Linked DNA regions of Mus musculus: all the other regions are linked to region 5. A link is a loop called in an ENCODE intact Hi-C map of the cell type or tissue named here. Cell type or tissue: left cerebral cortex. All regions are shown on one strand.

What was found. A loop is a pair of places that touch in the nucleus more often than their neighbours do. Peaks named below come from ENCODE experiments on the same cell type or tissue, not always from the same donor. Only the 100,000 strongest peaks of a DNase experiment are listed, where the experiment ranks them.
Region 1: it touches region 5 in a loop (2.2-fold over the local background); 6 of 42 quality-filtered maps call a loop at or near these places.
Region 2: a loop joins it to region 5, with 3.0 times the contacts of the local background. A loop is called at or near these places in 3 of 42 quality-filtered maps.
Region 3: a loop joins it to region 5, with 12 times the contacts of the local background. A loop is called at or near these places in 2 of 42 quality-filtered maps.
Region 4: it touches region 5 in a loop (7-fold over the local background); 5 of 42 quality-filtered maps call a loop at or near these places.

Annotation. Positions count from the first base shown.
Region 1 is chr1:78,728,337-78,733,336 of GRCm38, forward strand. All of the region lies in intron 2 of Gm38631 (a long non-coding RNA gene), which reads left to right. It overlaps Gm33693 (a long non-coding RNA gene), which reads right to left. Exons shown (of 5, transcript XR_865566.2): 2 at 3,405-3,558; 3 at 2,335-2,493. Among named protein-coding and RNA genes, the nearest start is that of Gm33693, 9.9 kb to the right of the region's middle. In left cerebral cortex, no CTCF peak of the experiment used is centred here; a DNase peak (open chromatin) is centred at 2,298.
Region 2 is chr1:79,438,106-79,443,105 of GRCm38, forward strand. Scg2 (secretogranin II) reads right to left here and starts at 1,921. Exons shown (of 2, transcript NM_009129.3): 1 at 1,851-1,921. In left cerebral cortex, a CTCF peak has its summit at 2,096; DNase peaks (open chromatin) are centred at 766 and 1,989; H3K4me3 peaks cover 2,340 bases; H3K27ac peaks cover 2,055 bases.
Region 3 is chr1:79,483,563-79,488,562 of GRCm38, forward strand. No RefSeq gene overlaps it. Among named protein-coding and RNA genes, the nearest start is that of Gm24160, 28 kb to the right of the region's middle. In left cerebral cortex, no CTCF peak of the experiment used is centred here; DNase peaks (open chromatin) are centred at 2,175 and 2,694.
Region 4 is chr1:78,739,704-78,744,703 of GRCm38, forward strand. All of the region lies in intron 3 of Gm38631 (a long non-coding RNA gene), which reads left to right. It overlaps Gm33693 (a long non-coding RNA gene), which reads right to left and starts at 1,077. Exons shown (of 5, transcript XR_865566.2): 1 at 662-1,077. In left cerebral cortex, no CTCF peak of the experiment used is centred here; DNase peaks (open chromatin) are centred at 1,170 and 2,707; H3K27ac peaks cover 340 bases.
Region 5 is chr1:78,861,409-78,866,408 of GRCm38, forward strand. The region is part of intron 3 of Gm29536 (predicted gene 29536); the gene reads right to left. Among named protein-coding and RNA genes, the nearest start is that of Kcne4, 47 kb to the left of the region's middle. In left cerebral cortex, no CTCF peak of the experiment used is centred here; DNase peaks (open chromatin) are centred at 2,610, 3,607 and 4,647.

The DNA of each region.
Region 1 (5,000 bases), 130 kb before region 5:
TTCTCCTTATGCATCCACAGAAAGGTGCTATCCATGGTGGATGAGCCTTCCCACTTCAGTCCACCTAATCAAGATAATCCCAGCACAGGCATGCTCACAGGCCTGGAAACTTGGTGGTTCCAGATCTTATCTAATTATAATTGAGATTAAGCACCACAGTAGTGCCAATTAGCAAGGCGGGGTGACTGCTCTCCAGGCATGGGGAAAACCAACATTTTCTTAATGAATGATGGTGGCTACTCCATCCTTTCTTATTGAATTTCATGGAAATTATTACTCCACGAGATGCCAAGAGACTCGCTACCCTATGCCAGCAGCCCTATCTTTTATGGCAACATCCCAGCACTAGTCCAGAGGAGCCTTCTCCACTATCAGTAGAGAAATCAAGACCAGTGGAGGACCTTGTATTGGAGGTCTTGGCTAGCTTTAGAGTCATAATCCGACAATGAAGTGTGATATTTGGAGAATGTCTCCTCTGTGGGACCTTAATGGCCCCCTGCCAGCTTATAACTGGCTTCCTCCAAAGAGTCTTAAACATGGAGACACAACCGACACATTCATACTTTCTCTCCATGGATGGAGCAATGACTGGAAATGGTTCAAGCTTTGTAAAGAAATAGAGCGGTTATAAGACAATGTATTGGGAATTTTCAGGATGTGGCCCTCAACCTTATTAATGCTGTGACCCTTTAGTATAGTTCTATGTGTTGTTGTGACCCCAACCATAAGATTATTTATTTACTTGCTACCCCATAACAGTTATGCTCTGCAATGCAAGCATAGAATGTGCAGTATCTGATGTGTGACTCTTGTGAAAAGGTCATTGGATCCCAAAAGGGTTGTGACCCCAGGTTGAGAACTTCTGTTCTAGAGTCACACACAGATAACAATGAATGTGTATTATACGGGGTATTTGTTAACTTGTCTTACCCACAGGGGTTGGGTAGTTTGTTAATGGCTGTCTGCATGCAGGAGAGGCTCAGAACCTGGTAGCTGGTCAGATACAAAGTCGAATGCTTCAGCATTCCCAATCTGGCACCAAGCTGCTGGTCTCCAATCCATATTCAAAGTCTGAACATGATCTTTGGGATGGCAGTGAAGGGTGGTGGCAGCACACCAGGAGAGCCAAACTCACCAGCAGCGGGGCAGGTGGCCCTTTGTGAAGGTACCGCCTGCTCTGGGGGTGGGGGGAGCATCTTCCCTCAGTTACTTCTTCCTGGAAAGTCACTGGCAGATCCCTCCTAAGGCACATCTCTCAGTTGACCCTAGACCCAATCAAGATCACCTATCACAGACATCTCAGAAGATAATAAACCAATGACAACCTTAGTGGACTTGTGTCAGCACTTCTTCAGGCCTGCACAGTGCTGTCATTTAAAGCCTGCTGCATGCTGTCATTTAAACTACCAGAGTCACTGAGCCCAGAGCACATTGACTGTTTAGTGGTTCTGGGAATCCTCCTGTCTCCACTTCCCAGCGTAGGGCTCAGTTTCGAACCACCACACCTAGCTTTCACATGAGCGTTGGGGACCTGGACTCAGGCCCTCAGTTATTTTTGGTAGTCACTTTAATCAACTGAGCCACATCTGCAGTCTCCTTTATGAGCTTTTGACATGATCTTTTCATAGGGAGGGTGTGAGGGCTGATATCATCGGCTCTGATCAGTGTGGGTTCTAGCATGCCTTACTAAGAAACCCATCTGTACGGGAAGCCTGCTAACTCAAATGTGGCTGTTGGTGTGGTGTGGACCGAAGCAGAACACAGAAGGCTAAAATTCTTAATCCCCCTTGCTTTATGGTATTACATGTTTCCCTGCATCTAGGATCCATCAATGAACAAAGCGACCACTTTTCTGTTCATCCTCTCATCACCCCAGGAAGTCAAGTTAAAGATTAAATCCCAAACCTGGCAATATTCTTAGTCATCACCACCAAGGGCTATAGACCATTAGGTTATATCAAGCCTTTGACAGGTCACTGATTTCTTAATTAGCAGCTTGTGACTCATTGCTGGAAGAGCAGGAAGCTGCTTCTGACCCTCTGCTGTCCTAATTGCCAATTGAGCTGCTCTCATGGGCTCCCTCTGCGTATTTTGAAAACCTAATACTGCCACTAGCAATTTCACGATCGTGCAGGCAACTTCTAAACATCTTTAAAGATGTCACCTCCCTGTGTTATTTCATCTAATGAGACCCGAGGGCAAGGCAACCCTGTCTTCCTCCTTCAGAACTCTGTCTGGATCCTTCGATGTCTGCTTTATTGCCACGGGGGCTGTGTTCATCTAGTCTCTGTTTCTCTGAAATGTCTTCTTGAATTTTAAGCAATTTATTTTTACCTCACTCACAGACAGAGCGCCTGAGACTCCAGACGATGCATTTTGGGACAAGTGGACTGGTATCAAAGTCCTTCCTCACAGAGGGAGCTGATCTCAATGTGAACCCCAGGACACACGTGCTGTATTCTGTCCTTCAAGAGCATCAAGTGTGTGAAGTTGCTGGGAAGAAGCAGGTGTAGACAGTTTGAAAAAGATCAACCTGAGACGACCAAGTTTCTGTGCTTAGGACATTTATAATCAAAATGGAGGGAAAGAAGTATACAAACACATTCAAAGTATGAGAATAGTCACCTGTAGGCGTTTACTCTCATAGGGAGTGTTGTCAGATCAACAGGATCCAGTTTCACCTGGTTGGATTAATCGGGGTGGGAAGAATTGTCTTTACTGTGGGCAGGCCCATCCCTCGGGCAGTGGGTTCTGGAGTACAGAACTCTGAGAAAACTGCGCACTGACATTCATTCCTCTCCCTATGTAGCCAGACTAGATTCAACGTGACCGCCTGCTTCAAGTTCCTGCTGTCTCCTCTGCCTTGCTACTGAGGGTGGCAGCTTGAAGCAAGCCCTTCCTTCCTTAGGTCGCTTGAGACCTTGTACTTTGCTAATTGTCCATTGAGCTGCTCTCATGGGCTCGCTAGAAAACCTAGTAGTGGGTATTCTGTTATAGCAATAGGAAAAGGAAATAACCCTTTCACCAAATTTCTATACAAACTAACGCGTGCGTGTGCGCACACACACAACACACACACACACACATTTTCATATATGTCATTTCTACTTATGAGTGTGCATCACCCTCTCCATCTTTCCTTGCCACTCCCTCGGCCCCACACACCTTCCTATATCCATTACCTCCTCGTCTCTGGATCCTTTGCTCCTTTCCTGTCACTTAGCTTGCCATCCTTAAATGTTAAGGCCACCCGACCCATCTCTGCTTCTCTCTTGGAATTCACTTGTTCCTTTGGACTTAACTACTGTATGACTACTTTTGCATTAAAGTACCTATCCCTGAACTCTACATGTGACCACTTTAACTTAGGTGCATATTTTACATAGTTGTCATGTGACTCTTACCGAAGACTCCCAGCATGACCCTCTGGGCCGAGATCCTTCAGGAAATCCTTTCCTTCTGACCTCCTTCACAATTGCTTTCTTTCCAGTCTCCATGTAAATGAAATCATGCAGGGTGTGCTCTGCGATGCTTAATTTCTTTCATTGCATCGTATATCTGTGAGATTCACCCAAGTTAGGTATATCAGTCACTTGCTTCTTTAAGGAAAAGATTTATTTTTATTTATATGTATGGGTGTTTGCTTATATGTATGTATGTATATGTGTATGTATATATATACCATATGTGTGCTTGATGTCCAAGGAGGCCAGAAGAGGGTGCTGGATCCCCTAGAACTGGAGTTATACATGATATTTATGTCATATGGATGCTGGGAAACACACCAGCATTTTGTACCTAATTGCCACGTGACGCATAAGGAGACGAGGTACTGGGTGATGAAGCACTTAAGCACTTAAAGTGAAGTCTCTTTGCAGCTGAGGGAAAGCAGCACTGGAAGCTGGGTCTCCTGATCCCAGGAGCTTGGGGTCTCTGCTATCAGGCCCTGTATGGATAATCTTCCCCGCCCCGCCCTTCTCCTTCCCAGACAGGTCTTTATAGTTCAGCTTTCTCTCTTAGACATGACGCCTCCCCTTAACTGCTGAAGACTGTAGTACTCAAACTGGAACTGTGACAAATGTCGCAGAGCAGAAATTAGAATGTAAAAGCAAAGCCTTACTGTAAACACAAGGGTGAGATTGCGTTTCAGAGAGTCTATGTGCGAAGGATTGGAAAGGGCTGCTCCTTCACAGGCTGTCAGAAGGCAGTTCAAGAATGGAGTCTTGTGAGGAAAAGTCTGTGTGCGTGTGAGAAAACGTCAAGAAAACAAGAGTCTTGTAACCTCAGCTTCTTAAAAACATGGAACATGTTCTTGTGCCCCTCCCACGTGTAGCAGATAGGAGTGAATTTACTCCAGATTATTCTTTACCCCTGGATATTGTTTTTTTTTGTCCATATGCCTCTATGGAGAAACATGTTTTTGCCATGTGCAGCTTGTTCTTGTGACTGCACACTTCATTGGTGTGATTCTTCTTAACTCTGAGGGTATAAATTGTCTGATGCTCTGAATAAAGTCAGCTATCGCATGGGGCTTCAGTCCACGTCATTTATCAACTCCACTCTTCCACGTCTAATCGCCTCTAGAGTGGTAAACAACAGGCGGCTTAACCTGTAACTTCTAAGAGCCTTTTCTATACCTGGTTCATGCATTCAAAGGAACAACATTTGACCCATATCTCTGCCACTGCCTCCCTCCCGGCTTCTGGCAACCACCAGCCTTTAAAAGATTCCATTTACAAGTGTGATCCTGCAATCCTTGTCTTTCTTTTTCCAAATTCTTTTGCTTAGCAAAATGCCCTCCAGGTTTATCCCCATTCTCCCAGGAGGCAAGATTTTCTTCCTTTTCATGGCTGAATAATATTCACTGCATGTGTGTGCATGCACCTGTGTATCCCCCATTTTTTTGTACATGTATCACTGATGCCTCAATCAATTCTATACTTCTGCTATAGTGAATAAGTCTACAAAGAACAGGAGACTGTGGCTATTTCTCTGAGGTA
Region 2 (5,000 bases), 580 kb after region 5:
TTTTTCTCCAATATTTTTAAAATCTCACAGATGGATTAGTAAGAGGAATCACTTGTACACTTCCTGCTTGGCATTGCTGATAATTGGAGAAGCTATTTCAATCCTTGAAATTTCTTTTGTAAACAAATGCATGTAAATAAATCTATAAGTTTATTCATGTCTTCGATACATCCTGGTTTGTGGCAAATAAGCAAAGTTATGTGAAAATGATTTCCTGTTAGATTAAGCATCTAGATATTGCTTAACAGATCTTGCTGATAATGAATGCTATAATTTTTTTAGAACTGTCAATAGGTTGTAGGTATAGAAACTTCCTTTGCTTACATACATAGGCTGATTAAGATTACCACCAAGTAGGCTATTTAAGCATACACAGAACATTTCCAAAATAAACAAATGCTTTCTTCAAGAAACTGTACCCATAAACTTGTGAGTGATATAATGAAGTTTAAATAAAAAGGGTTCTATATGTATATAATATATTTCATATTACTTCAGGATTGATTTAGCTTTGGCAATCAGCTTTCACTACTGTCATGTTAAATGTTATCTTGAAAGCCATATTGAGTGCATTTGCTTTAAGATCATTATCTTGACATACTCTTAACACATCTTAGCATATGGATTACGTGATTATCTGAGAACCCACTACTTTGAAGGGAGGTTTTTCTGTAGAATTAGAGAAAGAATGCACATTGCAGTTTGAACCACAGCCTAACATGCATGGCCGACTCGTCGCTGACTCTGGTTTACTTTAGATGACACCGTTATTGCTTCTAACACTCAAAGGACTTCATTTCTCTAGGAGCTGCTCTTGCAAGCAGTGAAGATGGCTTTAATAGTTCTAACACCTTACACAGTGTTTGATTTAAAATTTAATTTTCTGAAGTCTAAATGGTAGGAACATTGTGTCTCCTCAGACAGCTATTATTGATGCCCCTTACAGTAAAAAACATCTTTCCTATGAAATCAGCTGGAACATTGACACTGAACCATCAACACATGTGAGTAAATCTGATTCAAACAACCCACCTAGTTAGGATAAACAAAAATAAATTTGCTTCAATCAACCTCTTCAGCAAGTAACATATCAGCTTTTCCAACCAACGCATAAAAATTACAATCACAGTCCATACCGATCTATATATTTTCTTCCCTGGATTCAAAGTTATCATTTCTCTGTGATTCCTAGTAACATGAACCTTTCCCACAAAGTGATAGTTCATCTTTGAAAAGGGGAAAATGTCAATGTTCAAAATTATTCTAAGCTGCTTTCTCAAGACTAAAATTAGCACATAATAACATAAGCCCTTCTGGAATATACCAGTTCATAAAATAATTAATAATTAATTCAGAGTTCCCTTAAGGTGAATATCAAAGAAAGAAAACAAATCTAAATTTTTTGCCTCTGTGACTCATATGATTGATGACATTTGAATCCTTTTAAACTGTCTGTTAAGATTATTAAGCATATAAAATTATATTTTTGGTTCTATATCTGACTCTTGGGAGAAAAAGAACACATTAGAGAAAGAATCAAAACATAAGGTTTGGTTAACTTTACATTAATCGGCATGTTGACGTTAAAATTCTCAACTTTTCTGCTCTCCTTGCATACAGTTTTACTCAGTAACATTATAGTTAATGCATATTCTCTGACAAGTCCTGTAAATCACAGAGCCCCTCATTTCGGCACACACGTATAGAGTATCCTTGCCTAAAAAGCAGCAGGTTGTCCGGTTATTCTATCAATATAAGCTTGCCAACGGTCTTTTTCCTCTCATCTGGGAAAACAGGGAGGGACACTCAAATGAGAACTTTCCAGTAAATAGAAGAGAAAGCAGTCTTACCTCTGTCTTATATTATGTGGAAGGCTCCAAGCATGCTCCTCTCTGCCGCTGAGTGAGGGCTCGGGCCGTTTCAGCACCGGACAGCTCCTCGGCTTATAGAGAGCCTGGGCGCCTGACTCCGCATTCCACGCTGACGTCACCGGCTCAGCCTCAAACCCCAGCGCAGGCGAGCTTTTTCAAAGAATCCGAGAGAAAACAATCACTTTAGATATTTTTTTAAAGCGTTGCATGCTTACGCCACCTGTCTTATGTAGCAAAAACTACAGCTTCTTCCCCCTTCTTTTATCTCTGAGGCTCGAAATAAAATGTTCAGCACAAATTCCCTTAGAAAGGAAGAAATCTGTCAGATAGACATGACTAATTGCAAGGACATCTCTGCGTTTTCACGCCTTGTTTAGAAAGGTTTCTTGGGCTTGCTGCCATGTCATAAGAATTTTACAGATAATGACTATCTTTTTATTTGTGCCTATAAAGAAATACGTTCTCATTTCCTGGTGCAGCCACAATTGAACAGAACATTGCAAATATGATAGATCGTATTTCATATCATGACTCCAGGCAGAACTGTTTTAAAACTGTTTAGTTTGAGCAAAAAAGGTGAGATGCTTAATTTTTTTTTTAATGAGAATCAACTCCAATTCTTTCAGCACAGTGTTCAAAATGAGAGTTCACAGACGCTCAAGTTGTTGATACTTCTATATGAGGCCATTCAAATCTTCAGCAAAATCAGGTGTTGCAAGAGATAGCTAAGAAACTGTGCTCCAAAAAACATACTGCCTACCAGGAAGGGAGGGATTACTGCTAGAAGAGAGAGAGTGGGGGTGGAAGGGGGAGAGAGAGGGAGAGAGATTGAGAGATTTTCATATGCCTAGAGCCCTCTTGGCATCAAGAGAACATAGTACCACAGAAATACTTCTAGGTTTTGGTTGAGTAAGTTGAGGTGACTAACTTCAATGAATGAGAACCATCCAAGGAACAATGTCAGAGTTAACCCACCGCTTCTTGGATTTATAATTCATAACCATGGCTGTACTTTGCCGTGGAACTTGATTAGGTACCTTAATAATTTATACAGGTCTAAATTTTTAACTTTATTTTATTAAAGATGTGAGTCCTCTAACCCTGTATATACTGAAATATATTTCTGAGAACTGAGAGAATCTTGTTGTATGAGGTCCTCTAAAAGTCTCTGCTGACTGAACAATCACATTCCAATTTTATCTACCCACCAACTGAGTTATGATGCTTATGAGGTGCCAGATAGTTTGTGAACTACTGGGAAAAGAAAAAAATGAATATAGTTTTCTGGCTTTAAGAAGGCTTTAATCAATGGGGATGAAAGATAGATTATTTTAATATACATTGGAAAGCACTAAAGAGAAGGCTATTCAGAAGGCTTTGAAAGTTTTGTGGCATTTGCAAAACTCAAGAAGAAGGAAGAAGAAGGAAGTGTGGATACTTTGCTCCTTCTTAGAATGGGAAACAAAGTACCCATGGAAGGAGTTACAGAGACAAAGTTTGGAGCTAAGACGGAAGGAAAGACCATCCAGAGACTGCCCCACCCGGGGATCCAGCCCATATACAACCACCAAACCCAGACACTATTGCATATGCCAGAAAGATTTTGCTGACAAGACCCTGATATAGCTGTCTCTTGTGAGGCTATGCCAGTGCCTGGCAAGCACAGAAGTGGATGCTCACAGTCAGCTATTAGATGGAACACAGGGCCCCTAATGAAAGAGCTAGAGAAAGTACCCAAGGAGCTAAAGGGGTCTGCAACCCTATAGGAGGAGCAACAATATGAACTAACCAGTAACACACACAACCCCCCCCCCCAGAGCTGTGTCTCTAGTTGCATATGTAGCAGAGGATGACCTAGTCCGCCATCAATGGGAGGAGAGGCCCTTGGTCTTGGGAAGATTATATGCCCCAGTACAGGGAAATGCCAGGGCCAGGAAGTGAGAGTGGGTAGATTGGGAAGCAGGGTGGGAGGGGGGGTATAGGGGACTTTTGGGATAGCATTTGAAATGTAAATGAAGAAAATATCTAATAAAAAACAAAAAAGTAAACATGCTAAAATGAAAAAAAAAAGAAAGAAAGTTTTGTGGCTTATTAGTTGTTGACTCTATCTATATAGTAATGAGTAAGAGGAGGAGAGACCTCCAGCTAATAGACCTAAGCTGATCTTTTATTAGGTTTGTAAGACTTCCTACTCTACAAAACACTGTTGAATTGTTCAAAACTTATGAATATGAAATAAATACTAAAATAGTTTTAAAACTTATGAAAAAAATTTCACAGAAGTCCTCACTGATTTGCTCTGGGAAAGATATTTAATTTTCCTCAATGATGAGAGAGCATCACATGAGTTCACATGGACCTCACTGGAACATGCTGGGGCTACACATTCAATGTACTGGTGTATATTGATCCTTCACAATGAGTTGGTAGAACATGGTCACATACTAGGTTGAAAAGACTTGAGTATACAAGGCTTGCTTCTCAAGGAGACATTTTAGTAACATGAGCTCATTCCCTTGGATGTTGGCTTTTAAACACATATGATATTTTTGAAGTCTTAACAAAGGTGGTCTGGGTTTCACTTAATTTTTAAAATTTATTTGTTGGTTTGTTTGTTTATTACTTATTCACTTTACATTCCACTGGTTTCACTTAGTTTTCTGTTTAGCAGTTCTCTAGGATTAGATGAACTTACCAGTATCAACACAGCCTTAGAAGTGCCACATGGTTCATTATTCTTTACTGATGAGTAGATTCAGCACAGGCCTAAAGAGCACTATCCAGAAGGCCACTCTTGTCCAGGTTAATTCACTCATAGAGTGCTTAACTTGTTGGACAAAGACCAAAATCCATAGAATTTTGAAAGTTCTAAAGACAGTGCCTTACCTACCAATGCCTTTAATAATCAAAAGGACAGGTACAGAGGAGATGGTTCAGTAAAAGTACTTGCTACCCAAGCATGAGGGCCTGGGTTCCATCTGTTGCACCCATGTGAGAGCCAGGTGCAAGGCATATCCCTCTGCCCCCAGCACTGGGAAGGCAGAGACAGATGCTTGGGACTTGCTAGACAGTCAGTTTGCTAAATCATCAAGCTTCAAATTCAGTGACAAGAAATAGGAGGAGAAAGAG
Region 3 (5,000 bases), 620 kb after region 5:
TCCCATGGGATGAGTCTCAAGTTGGGCCAGTCATTAGTTGGCCAATCTCTGCTTTGTCTTTAAACCTGCACTTCTTGTAGGCAGGACAAATTTTGGGTCAAAGGTTTTGTGGGCACTTTCCCTCCATTGGAATTCCCACTTGGCTTCATGAGGTGATCACTTCAGTTTCCATATCCCCAGCTGCTAGGAGTCTCAGCTAGGGTCTCTGCAATAGACTCCCAGGAGCCTCCCCTGTCCCAAGTCTCCGCCTTGTCTCAGAGATGCCCCTCACTGATTTCTCTCCCAGCCCTCTCCTACCTCCCCTTTTTCTCCACACCTAATCCCCTCCTCACCACCTCTCCCACCCAGTTCTCTCCCTCCATCTACTTCTGATGTCAATTTTATTTCCTCTTCTGAGTGAGATTCAAGCATCCTCCCTTAGACCTTCCTTGTTACTTAGGTTTTTTTTTTTGGGGGGGGGGAGGTCTGTGGATTGTAGCATGTTATCCTACACTTTACAGTTGGTGTCCACTTGTAAGTGAGTACATGCCATGCATGTCTTTCTGGGTCTGGGTTACCTCACTTGGCATGATAATATCTAATTCCATCCATTTGCCTGCAAATTTCATGATGTCTTTGTTTTTAATGGTTGAATAGTATTCCATTGTGAAAATGAACCACATTTTCTTTATTCATTCTTCAGTTGAGGAAATCTGGATTGTCTTCAGTTTCTGGCTATTATAAAGTTGCTATGAACATAGGTGAGCAAGTGTCCTCACCTATGGTCCATACCTCATGGAATGGTGGGGCATCTTTTGGGTATATGCCCACCAGTGGTATAGAATTATTTCCATGTTTCTGAAAACCTCCAAATTGATTTCCAAAGTGATAATACAAGTGTGCACTCCCACCAGCAATGGAGGAGTGTTAAATGTTAAAGGAGCAAATTATAAACTCTGCCTGATACCATTGAAGTCAAAGCCATAACTGAAACTTGCACTGTCCCTGTTCTTCAACAACTCCATCAAGCTGGGTAGTCTACCTGATGGAGTAATACAAATGAACAACATGTCAGATTTTGGGTAAGCACTGTATTCACTCATGAAATTTTACTTTCTTCTCCAACATTGTCTCACTAGTACTCTCATCCTCTCATCATCTCTCTCTTTTTTTATTTTTTTCTTGTCCTCTGTAAAGACTAACAACTACAGTTGGAAAGTCCTGAAGGAGCTCAACACTCATTGAGCCATATTAAACAAGTGGTCCTTCATCACTTCTGTCTTGAAACATTTATCCTTTTAAACCTCCTGCCACTTTAGACCTCTGTACAGCCCTGAGATGGCAGACGTTATTCCTTCCAGTTTGGTTTGCACTTCCCTTATATTAAACTTTGATAACACTATAGTAAAAATCAGTACCCTTATTCGGCTTTGGATCTGAGAATGTTGCTCTAGTTGCTGTTTTCCAATGGAGGCTGTTTCAGTCTTGTGGCATCTACACCCAGCTTTGGACCACAGGGATCTTCACAACTATAGCAGATTTGTTAGCTATGTTGTGTGTGTGGAGGTCATGTAAAATAATAAGCCAAACTGAAAAAAGCAAGCCACCTTTTGTTTGCTCACCAGGGTAACAGAAGCGAGTTTCTAAACAGAAAAGGTTGATTTTGACACAGTTCATTTACTTCTTAATTTCTTAAAGCAGGGATGAAGTTCCAGGTAAGGATCAGGTGACATGCATCATAGTTTAAGGTGCAGAGCTTTGGGAAAGGATCTGAGAAAAATTCCTAGCATATAGACCTGGGGACTAGAAGATGGGTGGGGGTAGTCAAAGAGTGAGAAAGCATTGAGTCAGAGTGAAGGAAAAGATCTTCAATACCCTATGCTTTTTTGGATGCTTTCAATGGAAACCTAGCTAGGCAGTGGGAGGAAGAGAAGAACCTGGTCTTTAAATACAACTTCCTCCAAAGAACACTGTGTACCAAGACTGATGCAAGGAGGCCAGCTTCTTCTTACTGTCATGTGGCCTATGTATTTGCCACATGACTCTGAGCTTTTTGTCACACAGAGGATTTTAACCCGGTGTTAGACTCCTCAGAGAGTGTTACCGTGACACATTTGCAACTGTACTCCAGAACAGTCCCATTCCGGCTCCTGCAAGAGCCCAATGGTGGGTCATATGGTTCCGCCTACCTCCCAAGAGGGATGAGAAAAAAGACTCCTATGTGTTAAGAAAGAGGTGGTGGATGAGAAATGCTGTTGCATGTTAGGAATGTGTGCCACATGCTCAGTAAGCAGGCTTGGTGCGTCCAGCCAAGATTCGGGTATGGCTATTCTAATCTCTCACTTTACAATTGGACAAGGAAGTCAGTACCATGAGCCTGCAAGCCTGGCTTCAACACTACAGAGGTTCTGTGGGATTCTTTAAAAATAATTTTATGATTAAAACTTTGTATCTTACCTTTTCCTGCCCATTTTTCCTTTGGAGTGTGCCCTCAATTAGATAGAACCTACCAGAAAGGGAAGGAAGTAGCTAGCTTTCACCAAAACATTACAAAAAAAAAAAAAATAGAGCCAGCTATTTCTGGAGGCAGAAAGTTGTCCACCGGTTCCAGGAAAGGCTGTGCATTTCTAGTGCAGGGTTCGAAGATCTCCTAAGTAACTACTCAGAATTCAGAAAAGAAACTGCACCTCCTTTCCAGCAAACTGGCACCTCTGCTGCTCATCCCGCCCTTGTTAGGCCACTTGCAAGAGACATATTGACACTGAATTCATCCAAGCAACCTGCAGATGCATCGTGCCTTTCATACATCCCCACAGGATGCTCTGGAGAAAACAATACTTCTTTGACTTTAATTGGATCTGAAGGAGATAACCAGAAGGCATTAATGTGAAGGGGTGAGTAGGTCTGGAAATCTCTTTGCTCAGAGACACACCTGTATAAGTCAATCAAATGGAAATGGTTTTGTACAATTACAATCCTCTAGGGCAACCGCATTATTTGCTTTTTGTTGTTTGTTGACTTGCTTGTTTGTTTTGGAGACAGAGTATCACTACGTCACCTTGGCTAGCTTGTGATTGTTTCTTATTGAGCCATATTTTCATGGCTTATCTTTCCCTAAATTCTGCTTTTGCTTCAATTTTTTTTTTTTTGATAGCAAGTGCTAGCCACATCTCCCCCACAGAGAATGTTGCTTTCCACAAGTAAAACGATTACGGTGGTAATGGGATTCATGGACAGACATGCAGATGCGGATGTGTAATATGTGTAGAAAAAAAAATCCCCACAAGCAACTTATTAAGGTCTTTCTGTCTTAGATGATGAAATGCCAAGCAATTTCCCATGGAATTAAACCGGTTCCTTAAGGAGTAACTTCTGTCTCATTCTGCTGAGAACCCAGGGATGCTTATGGCTTAGAAAAGTTTTGCTGTAATTTCTCTGCTTGGAATTTTGCACTGTGCGAGTGGATATACCAGTCTGGGAGGCAGAATCAAAGCAACAGTTTCTTTTTTTTTTTTTTTTTTAAGTGAACATCTTATAAAGAAAGCAAGTTTACATAGCTCACAGGTTTGGAGCCTCCAAGATTTGGTAATCCCATTGGTCAAGCATTTGGTGGAAACCTCATGACAGATGATGTCACAGTAGAGTGCTGTAAGAAGGGAGGAAGAGACCCAAGAGCCATTATATTACAACAACATCCTCTCAAGAGGAAGCTCACTCTATGGAACCCCTTTGACGTTGATGGTCTTGCCACCTTCAGTAGGCAGCACCTCTTCCTGGTTTTCAGTGTAACAATCGAACACAGGACCCTACTCTCATAAGCGAGCACTCTACCACTGAGCTACATGCCAACCATAGGTTCTATCTCTTAAAGGATCACAGCACCAACTGGTTGCAACACCTGTTTCAGGGATACACTCGGGCGACAGACAACCCGAGGTATTCTCATGAAGGAAGAACTGAAAGCCACAGCTTCTTTTCATAGAAGTCTGTTTCTCTCAGAGATGGATATTACATTTCCTCATCCTTCTCTAAACCACTGGGTAAAGATTTTCTGTCCTCTTTTTCTCAGAGGACTGTGTCACAGATCTACCCATAAGGCTTTTCTTCTGCTTCCCAGTGAGCAGCACACACTTAATCTTACTTCCCAGGACTTAGCACCACTCATCAATGACTTACGATGTCCCTGGGAAATCAGTTTCTTGTCCGTATTTTCCCTCTGAGTCTGAATTCTCTTAAATTCTGATAGTAGTTCCTTTTCTTTCAAGCCCAAATAAGAATTAGAATTGAACCATAGTATAACAATTTGTTGTGAGAATATTTTGTACATTTAGTCAGTCTTCCTGGCTACTGAAATTTCATCTGCAATTGATATTCATGCCATGGGCTGGATGTTTGTCCAAAAGATGCCTCAAAATTCATAGGTAGAAACTCCACTTTCAATATGGTTGTATTTGGAAGTAGGGCTAATTAGGGTTTGAAATGTTCTCTGAAGGTTTTTGTATTTGAATACTTGGTCCCCAGCTGGTGACATTGTTTTAGAAAACTATAAAGCACAGAGACAGATACATGTCACTAGGGCCAGACCTTCAACATCCATGTTTACTCTTGGTCCTCACCTGAGGGGTCTTCTCTACAATTTGCTAAGATTCACCACACACTCCAGCCAGTGGTGGGGCTGCTCCCATCACCATGCCTTCTGCACCATGATGGATTGAGTCCTGGGAAATTAGGAGTCAAAATAAACTTTAAAGTGCTTTAGTTGGTGGTTTTGTCAAGATGAGAAAAAAAGTAATTAATACAGGGCCCTAAAGAAGAAATAAAGTGACTCGAGCCCCGGGCTACCTTGCCAGCGGAGTCGCCTGAAACCCGCAAGGGCCCACACAGGATTCCCCACGGGATCCTAAGACCTCTGGTGAGTGGAACACAGCGCCGGCCCCAATCCAATCGCGCGGAACCTGACACTGCGGTACATAGGGAAGCAGACTACCCGGGCCTGACCTGGGGCAGAAGCCCCTTCCGCT
Region 4 (5,000 bases), 120 kb before region 5:
CTGACAATACAACCTCAAGTCTTGTGAAGGAGTAATTGGTATTCAGCATTGTCTTAGTTTGGAGCTATTATAATTTTTGTATTATTATATAATATGTATTATATTATATCTTAGATAGGACAATTTATAAATAACAGAAAAGTACGGCTTGCTGTTCTCAAGCCTAGGGGGTCAGCTCTATCTGTCATTGCATTTGGTTCCTGCTTGAGGCCTGTTAGAGGTGGTACTTTTAACATATTTCCTGCAAGTGGAAGGGCACACACCTTACCCAAGCTTCTTTTCCTCTTTTTCTCATTTTCTTATTTGGTCCGTGAGAATTTTGTACAATGTATTTTGGTCATAATCACCCTTCCTCAAACTCCTCAAACGCCCCTCGTCTCTTCCCCACCCACCCAATTTTGTGTCTTTTTTTTTTTAAATCTTTTTTTTTTAAAAAAGATTTATGTATTTATTATATACAAGTACACTGTTGTTGTCTTGAGACACACCAGAAGAGGGCATCGGGTCCCATTACAGATGGCTGTGAGCCACCATGTGGTTGCTGAGAATTGAACTTAGTCAGTGCTCTTAACCACTGAGCCATCTTTCCAGTCCATGTCTTTTTTTTTTTTAAATCAAGTACAGTTGGTACTGTATAAACTCCTGGGAGCATGGCACTTACCAGGTGCTACACTCTTAAAGAAAACAGGCTCTTCTGTCCATGAACAGCTACCAGTTGCCAATAGCGCCTTAGCTGGGGGGGTGGGACGTCTATCTAGCTCTGCCCTTCCATGCTGAGATTTTGTCTGGATTGAGCTTGCATGGGTCTGTGTGGTTCATGATGTCACAACTGCTATGAATCCCTAAGTACGGCTATCCTGTTGTGTCCAGAGGTCAGCGGTTCCCTGTAGGTTGCTTCTTGTATAACGCTACTGATCCCATTCACGAAGGCCGAGCCCTCAGGATTTAACCGCTTCCCCAAATCTCCACCTTCTAATTCCATCACCATAAGGGAGGGGCATGGAGAAAAGGGCAAATCCAGAAGAGAGAAAATCTCCATGGACGTTCAGAGTCCACTCTCATGTTCTAAGTAGGTGGTTACGTCCTCGTCATCATTGTGATCACTGCTGTGTCACACCACCGATCATTCTGTGCCAGAGCTTATTTACAACGCAAGAACAAGCCAAGGAAACATGAGCGCGGTCCGTGACTTGGCACGCAGGCACTGTTTTCTTGTTTGAGTCCATGAAGCAAAGCTGGGAGGCAGAAGTGTTGCTTTGGAAACAGAGTGGTGAGAACATGGGGCTGTTTCTTCTAAACCTGTGCTGCACAGGCTTCTGACCCCACCATCTCCTGCTCGAGCCCCGCAGGAGCTTTGCTTGTTGTGGGCTTACTTACCCTAGCTGCACATCTCGACCCAGTAGCCAAAACTATCTTCTTACTATGAAAATGTGACCATGGTAATTTTTAACTTAAGTCACTTACATGTCTCTAGTTCTTGTATGACAATATAGAGAGCACAGGGCTCCTGAGGTACTTAATTTAATTTAATTAATTTATTAATTTAATTTATTTTTTTAAAAAATTTTTTCGAGACAGGCTTTCTCTGTGTAGCCCTGGCTGTCCTGGAACTCACTTTGCAGACCAGGCTGGCCTCGAACTCAGAAATCCACCTGCTTCTGCCTCCCAAGTGCTGGGATTAAAGGCGTGCGCCACCACGCCCGGCTCTGAGGTTTTTTTTTTTTTTTTTTTGGAGACAGGGTTTCTCTTTGTAACTCTGGCTGTCCAGGAACTAGCTTTGTAGACCAGGCTGGCCTTGAACTCATAGAGATCTGCCTACCTCTGTCTTCCAAGTGCTTGACTATTATGTCTGTTCATCTTCTAGATTTATTGTTACTGATGTGTCTGTGATTTATCCATGTGTGTGTATGCCACATGTCTGCATGTGCCCAAGGAAACCCCCAAAGGATGTCTTATCCTCTGGGTCTGGAGTTACAGGGGATTGTGAGCTGCTCTTTGAGGATACGAGAGACAAAACTCAGGACCTCTGGACGAGCAGGAAGAGCTCTAAACTGCTGAGCCATCTCTCCAGCTCTCCCTGCCCCACGCTTTTGAGTCAGGGTCTTTGTAGTTTAGGATGGCCTTGCACTTGCTGTGTAACCGAGTATGAGGGGAACTCCTGATCTCCTCCCTCCAACCTCTTACACGTTTGTCCCCCATTCTTATTTTCTTAATGCAGTGCGGGGGATTGGACCCAGGGCTTCCAGAACGCTAGGCACACCCTCCACCAACTGAGCTGTATCTCTAGCCCTCATTGCTTCACATCTTAGGATGATTTTCCTTTACTCTTTTAAGGTCTTGGTTGTTTTTGTTTTATTTATTTGTGGTTCAGGGTTTCCCAAGTAGCTCAGGCTAGCATAGAACTTGCCCTGTAGCCTGGGGGTTCTGCTTCATTCTTAAGGTCTTTTTAATTTTTTATTTTTGTCTAAAACCAAACCAAACCAACAACGACGACAACAACACTATGTATCCTTCAAGAGCCAACATAAACAGTACCACCGCCAAGAAGCCTTTATTGAGGACGCTATAAAGAATTAAAAGCGTTTTCACTGCACTCCCACAATACCTTTCTCCAATCTGTCTGAAAACCGTGAGACACCCAAATTATTATAACACCCAGAGTTGAGCAGAGATACCATCTGCACGGGCTGGCATGGAGTTGGTGCCCGGGAGTTACTGAAGGCGGGAGCACTCGCACACCGCCTAAGACAAGCTGTAAGCACAAGCACTGGCTTACTTCTTCGACAAGGAAGTGCGCTTGTTTTTCCCCTCCAGAGGACGATTTTTCCATCTACTTTGGTGAGGATGGACAGAAGGCTAAGAACAGGAAAGGAGAGATGAGCTTGGGGAAGTGAGAAGAGTAGAGCACAGAGGGGGATGAGGGACGGTGGAGGTAAAAAGAAACAGATACAAGGCATCACTCTCAGTAATAGTCCTTCAGGCTCGGAACCAGAGAGAGAAAAAAAATCCCGATGCGTTTTCAGGAACAAGCTGCGGTTCTGTCAATCACTGCATCCAAGGCAGAGAACGTGCGAGGTCTCCACGTACAAAGTTCAGAGGAAACTCAGGGCTCCCGCTCCGACCCGTCTGCATTCTGCTTATTTCCTTTTCTTTTCTCCCTCCAGCACTTCCGAACCTTCCCTTCCAGCCCAAGCATCCTCCAGGGCTCATTCAGCCTTCCATTGGTCCCAATGCAAACGCTTGATTTTCTTCCACTGAAAGCTGGGTAGCCATATGGGACAGTATTGGCTTCCTCGAGGCACCACACCACCAAGTCCATTTCTGAGGCCAAATGGGCCACAGTGCTGTTTACCTTTTTAAATGAGCGTTAGCCCAGGGATGAGAGTTAGTGCTGTGTCCTCCAACCCTTCAGGCACAATGGGTCACACTCTGGCCCAGAGAAGAAAAGGTCACGGTGGAGGCCAGAACTGACGGAGCCTGCCTGTTCCCATCAACATTTACCTCCTCAGGAAATGTGCTTCAATATTCAGCTCTAAAAGCTGATGCTGCCTCCATCCCAAGGAGATTCTGTCTGTGGAGGAGCTAAGGGCTTAGACTCACACCTCTTCTCTGGTCTGCAATATTAGCACAATGGCCTTGTTGTCAGGCAGGTAATCCCAAAGGATCAGAGATGAGAAAGAGTTCTCATCCCCCACTTTGGTGGATGTGAGAACTGGTCCCCAAGGTAATCTAAACTAGGTTTGGACAGAGGAATGAGAGAGTTAATTGGAAGTGTGGCTTGTGGGGTAAAGCATTTCTAAGATGAGGAGCTGGTGGGAAGTAACGGTTAACCAAGGGCTGCTGGGGAGATGGTGGAAGCGGTGCGCAGGGGGCACTTTCAGCCGTGTTTGGCTGTGGGTAAGCAGTGGCTCTGTCATATGCTTGCCTTCTCTCAGTTGTCACAGGCCTCTACTTCACTCTAGTGTTGACCTTAGTGAGGTTGTCCTGATTTACCTGCCTTAGAAATGGGTTGAGTTCTCGCTTACTAAGGGACGATCCAGTTTGAGTATAAAACAGTTCAAATGCATAGTTTATCACAGGGTTGGAAGTCTCTTAGTAGTGGGACATTCTGAGAAGATAACATTCTACTTTTCTCAACTAGATAGCTAAAGGTAGAAAAAAAAAAAAGAAATCATAGTTTCTTGGACATCAGTGCTTCAGAAACTAGGATTTGGTAAATGCACACATGAGCGCACACACACACACATATGCAAACATGATTCTGTACACATGCCAACACTCACACATATATATACTTCAACACACATACAAATATACAGACACACAATAACATAACACGCACCAAAACTTATACATACCAACATGGACACAGTTAGACACACACCAACACAAGTATACATATACCAACACATATACACACGTGCACATACACACACACACACACACACACACACACTCACACTCACACACACTGTAGTAGCATATACTTAAATACTTATGAGTTTATGATAACAGTGAACCTGGAGGAAAACTAGGCAGTGTTTTACTCATTCATTGGCTGTTTCAAGCATCCCAGTTTCCCCACTGGGGGCTGAAATACAGCAAGAAGTCAGAAGGTCTCTGACTCTATAGGCTATGACAAGTACAACTAAAATATAAGCAAAATGTGAAAATCTTTAGTATCCCTGCCACACATTAAAAAAAACCATTTTTAATTGATTCTTTGTGAGTTTCACATCATGCATCCCAGTCCCTCTTATCCCCCCCATGCCCTCATATCCACCACTCACCCTTGCAACCTCCCCCCACAAATAAAACACAAACAACAATAACAAAAGCATAGAAAACTCTCATTGTGAAAGCTACAGTATGTCACAGTGTGTCCCACAGTATATCCCTGTGACCACACATCTTCACTTGCAGATGTTCATTGCAATGAGTCACTGGTCTGGTTCGAGATCTCTGACTTCTGTGACACCATCAATATTGGATCCTCACAG
Region 5 (5,000 bases):
AGCTTAGCAACTTTTATAAGTCTACTAACAAGTGATCACACTTAGCCCTCTTCCCTTGATTAACCCAGGCTTAATGAGGCAAAAGCTTCCTAAAGTTTCATCCTGATTCTGGCCCAGTAGAGAGAGAGAGAAAGAGAGAGAGAGAGAGAGAGAGAGAGAGAGAGAGAGAGAGAGAGCAAGCTGTCCTTTAGTTATTGGTGTCTGGGTAGGGCTGTCTTTTGGGTATTTGGAAACACATATGCTTAGCTTCCTCCCCCGTACCCTAACTTTTTCCCCTTTGGTTTCATATTTTGAGAGAGGGTTTCCTTATGTAAATTGGACTTAGCATTGTTATCCTCCAGTTTACAGCATTAGCCTCCTAATGGCTGGGATTACAAGTGTATACCATCACATCTAATATTTAAGTCTTTAAAATTAGGCTTTCGTTGGTTTGTTTTTCAAGTTGTGGAAGTTAAGGAATGCAGTGAAGGCGAAGTGATGTGAGTGGGTTGCTGAGGGGGCCTTTGCTTGCATTTACACTTGGGATGAGGGAGAACATGAAGGAGATGATTTTGAGACCCCTAAGAGCTGGTGAAAAGCCCTAAGTATGTGAGGAATCTGGATGTGTTGCCTCTTTGTGGGGCCAAAGGCTCAGATAGGCAAAGGGCAGGAAGGAGAAAGTCTTCCTTTTGGCCTCTGAATGAAGCCAGGACCTCAAATCCTGCTTTACCAGTGATGAAACTGATGCTAAGATCGTGATCTTATCCTGGTGCTCCTTGGCAGGTAGTTAAGAACCTGTGGGGCTGAGAAATATGCTAAGATGGGCCCTTAAACTCTGCACCACTAAATGTAGGTTATGGCTAGACCCATTGCTTCAGTCATGGTCTCCAACCTTCTTAGCCACATGGGAACATATTAGTGCACAGTGGGTGATATGCTCCCCTTTCTGACCCTGAGGTAGCAGAGGTGGCTGCTGCATTGTAGCAAGAAAAACTCCCTCAGTTCAGTACTGTACATTCCTCTTAGACTTTCTGAAACGCTGGGCTCAAGCCCAGAAGTCCTGGGGGAACTCACTTGGCCACTATGTCCCAAATATCTCTTCCAAACATGTGGCAGTCAAGGAGACTATTCCTTTTATGACCTCAAGTCATCTTAGAGTAAAACCAGCCCAGGCTGTAATAGAGGAGGCTGTGGACACAGCAAATAAATCACCAGTGCAGCTGACTGGTTCTACTGGTGAGCCCTGGCTCTATGTCCAACCTAGAGGAGAGAACAGAACATCTAAGCACTGGGCCATTCCTCAGGTGACAACAAAGCCCAGGACTCTCATGCCTTCCTGGTCTTTAATCTGCTTGGTGTGTGTGTGTGTGTGTGTGTGTGTGTGTGTGTGTGTGTGTGTGTGTTAATCTTACAATTAACAATAGGTTATTGATTCAATCTCAGTCAGCTATGTCTGCTATAACAGATACCAAGGGCTGGGTGAAACAAACTGAAGCTTCAGTTCTGAGGGCCAGTCATCTGAGATCGTGGAGGAACACGAGTGACCATCTCGTCATCAAGAACACTGACCCTAGGATAAGGGTCTCCCCTTCACATCCAAATAACTCCCAAAGATGCTCCCTCCAATATTACCCCACTGGTGGGATTAGCACCTTGGTATATACATTTTCAGGACAGGGACCAAGCATGCAGCCATAAGAGATAATGCTTCACTATTAGGAGTTAGCGGGAGAAGGGGTTTCCATGGCATAAGCTCAAGCTTCTGCCTACAGCTTATGTTCTGGTTGGTTAGGTGATCCTATTACAGTAGAAGAGTTTCAGTGGTCATTTCCCTTGAGGACCCTGGCCTGACATCCACTGAGGATGGCCTTGGTCTGGCTATGGCTGTTGATTGTCATGTTACAGTCATGATGCCTGGGTGTCGTCTCTTTGGGCTGGGAGAGACTCACTCTCTCCTGGCACCCACAGCTTAGTATCTCCAGGCCAGAAAAGCAGGGCAGAGTTCATGATGGAGTGGTAAGAACTGAGGCAGAGCTCAGGGGATCTTCTTCTAGTCTGGGCTGTCACTAGCTGAAGGACTTCAGCAAGGTCACTCTTCAGCTGCTTCTCAGTTGCCCCTGTGATGAACAATCAGAGCTGGTGCAGCTCTTGTTCCTTTAATCTATTACCATCTCCCTGTAGTGTTTATGAGGTCTCTAGCTTATAGAAGAAAAGGGACAAAAGTTATTTGGCAGTTATTGTATGGTAGGTACTCAGATAGGCTCTTGATGTCGCTGTCACATTTAATTTGTGGAAGATGTCATTCTGGTTTCACAGCTGCATTACCTGAGCCTCCGGGAAGTTAAACCTGTGTTACATCATGGAGCTGTATGTTAGTGAAAAGATTGCCTGTGAAGAGTATCAGGAAGTTCTATTTATGTTGGCCTAAAGAGCATGGTGGGCTGTGAAAAGGGAGAAAGGGGTACAAGGACTTTCTACCTCTCTGGGGCCTTTTGTTCTCTGCTGGTTTGATTGCTAGGTTGTACGTGACAATATGGTTATAGCAGCTCCAGCCCCCACATCACTTCAAGTGACAGAACACCAAGGAGATTCCTCAGATGTGGGACTTCCAGTGTTAAAGCCAGGAAACTCCCAGGCAAACTGTTAACTGGGTCCCCAGCATTGGCTCAGCTTCAAGTCCAGCAGGAAGCAGGATGCTTCCTTGAATAACTCTTGCAAAATGTTCTGACTGGCTTAGAGTTGGCTGTCTTAGAGCAGGTTCGGACATGGAATCAGTTTCTGTGGAAAAGGAGATGCAGGAATGAAGGCTGGCTTAGGCTTAGAGATAGCTTTGCCTGGCCATATGCATAGGACCCTTTTGTCAACATGTGAAACACGATACATATTGACAAAACCAAAACCAACTCGATAAACAAAATACAAAATACTGTGATGAGGAAGGGGTGAGAGAGAGGCTGTGTGGCTGAATAAGGATGCCACACGTTGCTGGAAAGTGGTAGAGGCAACTTCCTGACCCTTGGCTCCTTACTGGGAACCTTGACGAGGTAGATAATTCCAAGAGATGTTATGGTCACTTGCCAGGTGGGGTCAGGAAAGAACACCCAGTGTGGTTAAAGATCAGTCATTCTGACGCAAGAACTTGGGGGAGTTCTTGGCTCTGCGGCCTTTGAATAGAGGACAGATCTGTTTCTTGGCTTCCATGGCCTGGCAGGATTTATGGAGGCTTGAGGACGGGGTGCCTGTGGCATGTGTGGCTGATTCACTAAGTACACCGACTACTACAGAAGTGAGTATAAGCTTTCAGTAGCAGAGAAGCCTGCAGTGGGTAGCAAGGCAGAGCTAAGCCCACTCCTCAAGGAAATAGGGCCTTTGTGCACAGAGAAGGACATTTATCTAGGAAATCTCTCCTGAAGATTTAAAATGCTGCCGTGTGTGCAGTACCAGCTTGGAAATTGCTGGCTGCTAATACTGCCTTTTATTAAACCTTCCAGCAACATTCACTGGAAAGCTACTAGGCTAAAGGAAAGATTATTTTTGGCTCCCCTACTTCCTGTTTTAGGAGAAAATGATATTCCAGAAAGACTTAACCAAGACTGAGAAACTGCTCACATAATCAAAGTGAAGATAGAAGAGAAATTTCACACTGAAAGTTTTATTCCAAAGTGAGACAAAAAAGTGTGAAAGTCGTTATGAGGGTGGCAATAGAAACATACTGTAATCAAGAAAAAATATGCTTTATTTAAAAAGACCTAATGTTCAAGGTACTGTATGTTGGAGAGGATCAGTGTTGAGTTTATCGTCCCCCATATGGGACATTTAGAAGTGTTACTCCTAGGCATGACTCAATATATGCTTACCCCAAGATTTCCTTGTATCAAACCCCCTAGAAACCCAAATGAAGTTCTATAGAAATTCACTGCGGTCTGTTTTTCTTTCTCTGCCTTCTCTATTCTTCTTGTCACGGTGCCTTGGTTTCTTCTTCCATTATCGTCCTTACTGTTTCCTTTTTCCAATTTACCCAGAATCCGAGGGACTGAAGTCCAGGATTACCACGGGAGCAAAGCCTGACCACTGTCAACACAGACAACTTTAGCATAAGCACCTTAATTGAGTTTTTAGTTTGTGACTGAAATAGAATGGGTTTCTGGTGAGTTGATCAGAGGCAGAAGACAACACAGGCAGAAAAAAAAAAGAAGAAAAAAAATCCTGAAGAGGGGAACAGAATAAAGAACATGCTGTTTGTTTCAAAACTGCCCTTTTAGGGTTAAAACAGAGGGGACTTCCTTACTGTCTTGATTGGAATCTTCTAATTTCCTGGAAAATGGACCTATATCAAAACTAAGTTGGACTCTGTAACCCATTATAAAGTGATTCCATTCTCGTTTGATCTGGTCTGCTGGGGTCCATGAGTCTTTCCCATACTTCAGCACTATTAAGAGTCCCTGTGATGGCCCTGCAGATCATCATATGATGACCATATGGTCATATGACCAAACTCAGGCTAGCGGAAACCATTCTGAGCCTTTCACCTAGATACTGGGGAAATGTACCTGGATTCTGCTCAGAATGTGCAACTGCGGAGGCTGAAGGGCATCTTTATTTACATAAATCTTAACACGGCAGATGGTGTGTAGAGCTTGCACGTACCAGTGTTGTTAAAACCAGGACTTGGCAGTGGCTGAAGTGGGTTGATATTATTATGAGCCAGTAACTCCCCATATTGTTTAAGCCTCGTCAATGGGGTTTGGGTTGCTTACAAAGAAAATCTAACCCAAACCACGATGACACACTCTCTAACCATGTCACTTATTTTGAGTTCAGTGGTCCAAAAGCTTAACTATCTGGAATTTTGGTGAAAACTATGAACTGAGTGTAAGAAGACTTTGGCTAATTGAAAACAATACCATGTCATGTAAGCTGGAGACTCTGAGAGTGACACAAGCAGATCATTGACAGATGGGCTTTGACGTACAATAGAGTCACTCTCTAAACAACTTTACATAAGTTAAAGTTACTATGTA